Linked DNA regions of Mus musculus: regions 1 and 3 are each linked to region 2. A link is a loop called in an ENCODE intact Hi-C map of the cell type or tissue named here. Cell type or tissue: left cerebral cortex. All regions are shown on one strand. Region 1 overlaps Arhgap21 (Rho GTPase activating protein 21). Region 2 overlaps Gm33940 (a long non-coding RNA gene). Region 3 overlaps Enkur (enkurin, TRPC channel interacting protein).

The links. Peaks named below come from ENCODE experiments on the same cell type or tissue, not always from the same donor. Only the 100,000 strongest peaks of a DNase experiment are listed, where the experiment ranks them.
Region 1: it touches region 2 in a loop (4-fold over the local background); 2 of 42 quality-filtered maps call a loop at or near these places.
Region 3: it touches region 2 in a loop (7-fold over the local background); 2 of 42 quality-filtered maps call a loop at or near these places.

The regions. Positions count from the first base shown.
Region 1 is chr2:20,848,416-20,850,915 of GRCm38, forward strand. It overlaps Arhgap21 (Rho GTPase activating protein 21), which reads right to left. Exons shown (of 24, transcript NM_001081364.3): 24 at 1-1,970. The coding sequence ends at 297. Among named protein-coding and RNA genes, the nearest start is that of Arhgap21, 120 kb to the right of the region's middle. In left cerebral cortex, no CTCF peak of the experiment used is centred here; a DNase peak (open chromatin) is centred at 971.
Region 2 is chr2:19,414,201-19,416,700 of GRCm38, forward strand. Gm33940 (a long non-coding RNA gene) reads left to right here. Exons shown (of 3, transcript XR_374043.4): 1 at 1-1,521. Among named protein-coding and RNA genes, the nearest start is that of Gm33940, 1.3 kb to the left of the region's middle. In left cerebral cortex, CTCF peaks have their summits at 452 and 1,025 (motif pointing right); DNase peaks (open chromatin) are centred at 437 and 1,038; H3K4me3 peaks cover 617 bases.
Region 3 is chr2:21,186,270-21,188,769 of GRCm38, forward strand. All of the region lies in intron 4 of Enkur (enkurin, TRPC channel interacting protein), which reads right to left. Among named protein-coding and RNA genes, the nearest start is that of Enkur, 18 kb to the right of the region's middle. In left cerebral cortex, a CTCF peak has its summit at 1,503 (motif pointing left); DNase peaks (open chromatin) are centred at 1,504 and 2,477.

The DNA.
Region 1 (2,500 bases), 1.4 Mb after region 2:
CAATTTGGCTGCAGGAGGCAGCGACTTTCTTCAGTAATTTGGGGAATATATTATGTAGTGAGTTGCAACAAACACCTTGCTTATTTGTATACAACTATCCAATATACTCTTAAATATATACGTGTGTTCTTCTGGCTGTAGTAATGCACTGTAAAGCTATTTCACAGTGCAAAATGGTGAATCCAGCCCAAAGCAAGGCTGCATAATAACAATTCTGGTACAAGAAAAATATTTACAGTTACTAGACTGTGTAACAGTAGTTTTTCCTTGCTAGAGTGGCTAGACCCAGCTTAAAGTCAGGGAGGAGTCTCTGCTTTAGTGTCTGGACTTTCAGACTGTTTGTGGGGGTGGATGTTAGCTGTAGAACTAGCATTTTGGCTCATGTTCTGGAAGCTTTCTCTGTTTATTTGGTCAGGTGACTGTGGTGGTGTGAAAAGAGGGGACTGGCTGGTTGAAGCCAAGGTGCTGGTAGCAGCAACCCTTGCTTCGGGCTGCTGAGACGGTGGTGAGTGGGTGCTGATGGGTGTTCCCAGCACGCTGGGGCTCTCAGCCTGGGGCTCGAGGCCTTCGCCTCTGCTAAGGTCGGAGGCACTGGTGCGGACGCGCTCCCTGGCGAGCCAGTCTGAGATGGAAAGGTCCTGGGCTGAGCATTTGGGTTTTAACCGATTCACAGCCGAAAGTTCAGACTCTTTGTCCGCACTCTGCTCATGAGCTTTCCAGAAACTCAGGACGCTGATCTCAGTAGCATCTCTGTGGCCTCCAAGCGTGTGTCTGCGTTTGATGTTTTTCCTTTTCGCTGTCTCAGCAGTAGGTTTTTGATTCCCAACTCCAAACATGTCGTCTGCGGGTGCCCTGGGTCTCAGTTTTAAACGATCTGCTATTTTTGTTTTCCAAGTGGCCTCCTGCTTTTCGGATTCACTTCTGCTGGGTGTGAGGAGGCTCCCTGTCGACTTGCCTTTCTTCATGACGTCAAACATCTTGGCCAGGGCAGGAGTTTCTTTCTCAGTCCTGGTGTCTCCGGGGCTCCCACTGTCTGACTTGAAGCGAGCAGACTTCTTCCTGGACAGTGTGTCGCATTCGATCAGTCTATGGGAGCTGAACTGCTGCCTGCGGCTGTCTAAACTCGGTGTGAGGCTTCCCTCGGTGCAGCTGGCCTCACTGCCTTCGGAGTTCCTGCGGCTCACCCTGGCAACCTCCTGGAATTTTCCTCGGAACAGCCGGTCTGAAGTCAGGGTGGTGGGAAACACGGGGAACTCACTCTCACTGTCGGTCTCCACTGGCCGTCCTTCACTCACCAGCTCGCTCCTCTCGTCATCAGCCTCATCCCCCTTGCTCTCGGCCACTGACTGCACCTCAGGGCTCAGGCGGCTGGAGTCCAGGCTGGTCAAGTAGGTAGTGGATGATGTGGTAGAATAATCCGAGGTGGTGGTACCAGCAATGGACAAAAACTCACTGTGCTTGGTTTCCGGACTGGTGGATTTTTTAGTGGAGGACCTCAAGAGCGAAGCCTGGGAAGACGTGCTAAGCAGAGTGCCTGAGTCAGACCCTGTCTCTTCACAGTGGGGCTTCTGTGTCAGAAGTGATCTGGGGCCCTCTTTCAGCATGGCCAGGCGACAGCTGAGGGTTGGTGACCTGTTGCGTTTGGAGCTGTGTGGTGGGGATGGTTCTTCCCACGGTATCTTCTTCTCCTCCTTCGTTGTACCCGAGTCTTTCTTAGTGTTACTTTCTTTGGCAACGACGACCCTCTGCTTGCTACCTGATGTCTCGCTTTCTCTTTTGGACTCTTCTTTAATCTCACTGTGACTCTGTTCCGTATTCTCCTTCTTAAAGAACACACTGTCCAGCTCATCCTCAGAGCTGCTGGGCTGGGCTTTCTCTTTCGGCTTTTTCCTCTTGCGACTGGCAGCTGCGAAGATGGAGGATACAAGCAGTTCCCTGCTATACTGATCCTTCCCGGATCCCCAGGAGCCCTAGGAAACATGCAGAAAGATGAGGCCATGAACACTGTCCAGGGCTGGCTTGTCCCCAGGTAGTAAAGAACTAAAGTCTACTAACGGTCCTAGATGCAACCACAACACCGTATGTGTTTTAAAAGTCCCCTTTGAACTTATATCAGGGTCACCTTAATTACAGTTCCCATTTCTTGCCGCATCGTGATAGACACATCTCTCTCATGTGTAAAGGTACTGAGGCTTCCCAATTCTTACTAATTTTCCTGTTGGTTTTCTCCACATCCACAATGCTCAAATATTCCCACTTCCTTTATATGTACAAGTAGAAGAGTTCTGCCAGGTGTGATGGTATACACCTATAGTCACAGTGCCGGGTAGGCTGCCAGGAAGAGGACAAGCTCCAAGGCTGCCCCAACTCCACAGTGAGACCCTGTCTCAAACACCCAAAAGGGAAAATTAGGTGAACACCATTCTGACATAGTGTAATATTCAGACATGAGATTAGGACTGTATGGCTGAACTCAATTTTCTAACTGTGGACATCTGCT
Region 2 (2,500 bases):
AAAAGCTGGGTACAGTGGTACAGGACCTTACACCATCGCTGTGTAGTCCCAGTTCTCAGGAGGCGGGTTTGAGGTCAGCAGCCTGGTCTAAGAAAGAAGGGGTGGAGGGTGGAGAAGAAGAGAAGAGAGAAAGAGAAGAGCGGGAAGGAGGGAGTAGCTTCTCTGTGAAGCGCCAACCCCACCCCAGCCTCCCACCTCCACAACCAGAAGCAGAAGTCTGAGGCAGCAAGATGCATTCCCAGACTAATGTCACTTCTCCTGCGATGTGTGACTGCCATCACAACGAGGAATGAACTCAGGGAACCATATAGTTTCATCTTATTAATGGTGCAGAATTGTAAAGAGCAAAGAGGGTGTTGAAGCACAGTGGCTAGGAAAGAGTCAGCTGACACAGGTGAAGGGAAAGACTCCCGCGTAGGAAATCCTGCAGTGCCGGCTCTGACCTCCAGGCGGCGGGCTCCTTGGATCCACATGCGAAGGGAGAAGGGGTTAAAATGTTCGTCATCCTAATTGTTGCTATTAACAAACTGTTGTGAATTTGTAACTAATATCTTGTCGAGGGTGGAAGAGTTCCCAACAGTAAAATGTGGAAAAACATCCTCTGTGTAGACATGCATTCTGTTTGGGGCTTCTAAACAAAGAGAAGGCTCACCGGAGGGACAGTATCTAAACCGATAGAGGGCGTATTTCACCGTCACAACTCTTCAGTGTGGGATTGGGGTTACTGAGAATTTTACTAAGTGCGGGTTTTTATAGAATGCTAAGGCATGGGGATGGTAGGGTAGAAAGAGCTAGTTTTCAAAGCTAGCAGGGTTATTGCCAAAATGTCACATCCTTTTTAGCAGAGAGCTTAGTCATTTTGTCACTTAAATTCGGTCTAACGAGTTTAGCTAAAGTCCTTAGCCAAGTCCTCCATCCTTGTCATACAGCCGAGGGTTCGGGGTAATTTAAGAGTACTTCTCTATTTACCAAACAAGGCAGACCTTTCCTTGTCACCGAGTTTAATGCCAGGCAAGTAATTCTGTACTATTCCACTAGAGGGAGCCAAAAGACTGCTTTAGAATGTTTCACTGGCTTTCCTTCCTAAGACTATTAATGATATCCTGCTATGTTTGCAGACAGGAGCCTAGTATAACTGTCTCCTGAGAGGCTTCATCCAGCAGCTGATGGAAAGATCCAGAGAGCCACAGCCAAACACTAGACCGAGCTTGGGGAATCTTGTGGAAGAGTTGGGGATGGGACTGAGGAAGCCAGAGAGGACACCACAAGAAGACCTACAGAGTCAACTAACTTGAGCCCATTGGGGCTCACAGAAACTGAACCTCCAACCAAAGAGCATGAAGGAGCTGGACCTAGGCCCCATACACTTTTGTAACGGATATGCAGCTTGGTTTTCATGTGGGCCCCTAACAGTTGGAGCTGGCTGCCTTTGGATTCCTTTTCCCTAACTGGATGGCCTTGTTGGATTTCAGTGGAAGAGGTTTCTGCTTGGTTCAGCTTTGACTTGATCCGTCCGGGTTGGTAGGTACCCATGGGGGACATCCCCATCTCTGAGGAGAAGGAGGGAAATGGGGGAGGGGCTTGTGAACATAGGACTGGGAGGAGAGGAGGGAGGGTTTGAAATCGGGATGGGGAGAGAGAGACAGAGAGACAGAGACACAGACAGAGATACAGAGAAAGAAGGGAGGGATGGAGGGAGGGAAGGAGGGATGGGAAGGGAAAGGAAGGGAGAGAGAGAGAGAAAAGAAATCATCCACCGAGCTGCCCTTCTCCTTGCCCCATCACCCCCTCCCACCTCAGACATTTGAAAACTCAGAAAGAACAGCACTGGCTACGTGAATTCTGTGTTTTCTTACTTTGACCGCAGACCTTAGCAAACAGTACTGCAGTGGTTAAGTACTTAAGCATGGGTACTGTCTCCTTGGTGGGAAATGATGAAAGAGCTCTCGCCTTAGGAAAGAAGTGAAATTGTACAGAAGTCTCGAGGACCAAATCCAGTGAAGACATCATCTGAGGGTCACTCCTCAAGGTTTTCCACAAACAGCATCCTAAATGCCAATTTAACTTAGGGGCCGCTTGACAGTGAGTTTCTCTTCGTGGCCAGGACCTGCTCTGCCTGCAAAGCTGCCCCAATACACCTTCCCCGTTCCCAAATTACCTCAAGTATACAAGGCTGGCTGGCTGGTTGTCCTATGTGCCTGGCTCTTGCTGGGACTGGGCATTCTACATCCAGGATCCGTTGGGAAAGTGGAGTGTAAATGCAGCTAAGTTCCTCAAATATCCCCCTTGCTCTTGATTTCCACCCTTGTCTTTCTATCCACTGGCTGGGGCAGCAGACCTTTCTCGAAGATCACACACACAAGCTACTGTAGTTCCAGCCTCACTACATGACTTCTCTTAACTCTGCCTTCTTCTAAGAATTCTCCATGTCTGAGGAAAGAATTTTGTCTTTAAAGAAAGTGCACTCAAAGACTAAGTGATCCATTTAGTGAGACTGATG
Region 3 (2,500 bases), 1.8 Mb after region 2:
CAATACTGTCAGGATCAAAGTCAACAACTAAGGATGGAAACTCAATATAATTTTGTATCATGTTGACGCAACCCCTTTGTTGTTTTTAAACCCTTTTTTGTCGTTGTTTACAAAAATGGTCTTTTATCCATTGGAGCAATAGAAATTTGTCTTTTTAACTTTTTTCATTTTTGTTTCTCTTGTTTTTGTACTCAAATAATATTATTTGTGATGTAAATTTTCAAATAGTGAGCTATGACCCATAAAAATTGCCTTTCACTTTCTGTGTTTGGCTCCTTGGCTCCCACACACTCTCTACCTTCCTGCCCTGCCTTGTGACACAGCTAGAATGGACTTCCTGCTTTTTGTCCTTCTGTCCTCTGAGTTTGAAGGCGCTCTGGAGGGAGGGAAGAGAGATTGTGCCTCTACCTCTTGCATCTACATTCCTGAACACACTTTCAGGTGTCCTGTACTGTGAGGTCTTTCCAGCTCATTATGTACTGAGAACACTGACGGTCCTTTTCCCCCCACCGCACAGCAGTCCTTATGTCTATAAATGTTGCTGTATTTCCCTCTCCCTGGTCTTGGAGGTCTCAGGGCCTTGCTGGTTCCCTTCAATGAACTTCACTTCTCTTTACCATTCCTTCCAAAACTCCCCTCAGAACCCCAGCTGAGTCCGTGTTCTGTTTCTCCACTGGAGCCCAGAACTCATACAACTTCCCTTTTACCCAACTTGCCTGTAGTAGGAAAAACAGCAGCCCAGGGTTTGTTAGGTGTGACTTTAGTCCTGACTCACCAACTTAATGATATGTGGCCAAAGGCAAGTGTACCAGTTCACTAGAGTAAGGACTGTGCTTATTTTGTGTGTTAGGCTCTTGACAATAAACACATAGATGTCCACATATTAAGGAAGGGATAAACACACAGGTGAACTGCTTATTATATTTGCATTTAATCTCCTCATCTATAGAGTGAGGTGTTTGGAATCAGGTGCAAAGGGACTGTTACTTGTGTGAAGAAGGAGCTCAGGGCACATGTGCAACCATTGTACCATAGAACTCTGCAGTTCTGAGTTGAGTGGGAAGCAAGGCTCGTCAGTAGGGCCACCATTAGCCTTATAACCGGGTAGCTATGCACTGGCTGGAAAGTAAGGCATTCCATGAAGGGTTTACTATGTTGCCAGTGAAGCATCAAATGGAAGTCCTGGGGTGACCTGAAGAGGAAGGCAAAGAATGTTTCTCCACTATGGCCAAAAGGCACAGGAGCCTTTGCACTCTGAGGAAGGCCTTCCTGTTCCTGTTTTCCACCCTCATGCAGTCCTGCAGGCATGATGATCTGGCCTTTGCAGAGGGATGCGCTTCCTGAAGACAAGTAATAATTGAAAAATAATGGGCTACGAGCCTTTTCCTCCACCAAATGATCTATAATTCTGCATTTCCTGCCTGCCGTGACTACCCCCTCCCTGTATATTTTCAAAACTCCATCATGTCGCCTCCAGAGAGAAGCCCTAGCTCTAGAGCTCCCCCTGCTGTCTAGGTGCTTCTTACTCTGCAGCTCCACGCAACAGCAAGATCTTTCGGTGCTGACAACTACCTTGGGCTTTTCTTAAGCTTGAGATCCACACACCTACAACACACACACACACACACACACACTCACAATTCCTGTCTATCTGGTGCATTTTAGAGATCGTGTCTCACTAATCCAATTAAAGCACTTTCTGTAGCAAAACTTGGATCTCATACCATTTGCGGTATCTTCATGGCTCAGGCTAATATTGTGTAGAGAATGGACATTTAATAAATCTTTATTTGTGCTTATGATTTCATCCTTTAAATGTTAAGTATCATAATTGCATATGGCCCATTTTCAACAGCTACTAATAAGATAAAGTTTGCTTTTTATGTTATGTGTGTGTGCGTGTTTGTGTGTGTTTGTGTGTGTAGTATTTATAATTAAGGGTATGTGGGTGCTATGATGCCTGGGGAGAGGTCAGAGGACAATGGCAGGTATTGGTCCTTACCTACCTTATTTGAGATAGGGTCTCCTCTATATGCCAGACTAATTGGCCCATGAGCTTCCAGGGACTTTCCTGTCAATCAATGCCTTCCATGTTCACATAGGGGCCCTATGCACAAACAAAACATGTACTACCACATTCCATGTTTTATGTGCCACAATCATCAGACAAGCTCGTTACTACTGAGGTATCTCCCCAAATGAATTCTCTTGTTTTATGAAGTCATTGGATACTGTCTTATAGAAAGCTTTCAAAATATATGTAAAAAGAATCATTATGCCACTTCTTTAAGGGTCAGCGTGGTGGCAGAAGAGGACAAGCAGGTGCTTAGTAACTGCTCTGTGTAAATGACAGTGTCACGCCCTGCTCATCTCTTGATGCCTCACACTTCAGATAGACCTCTTCCATTAAACTACAACAACGATATGTCAAATGGCCCATTTATTCAAAATAGAGGAACCATATGTGAAACCTAATATCCATTCACGCAATAACCTGGGT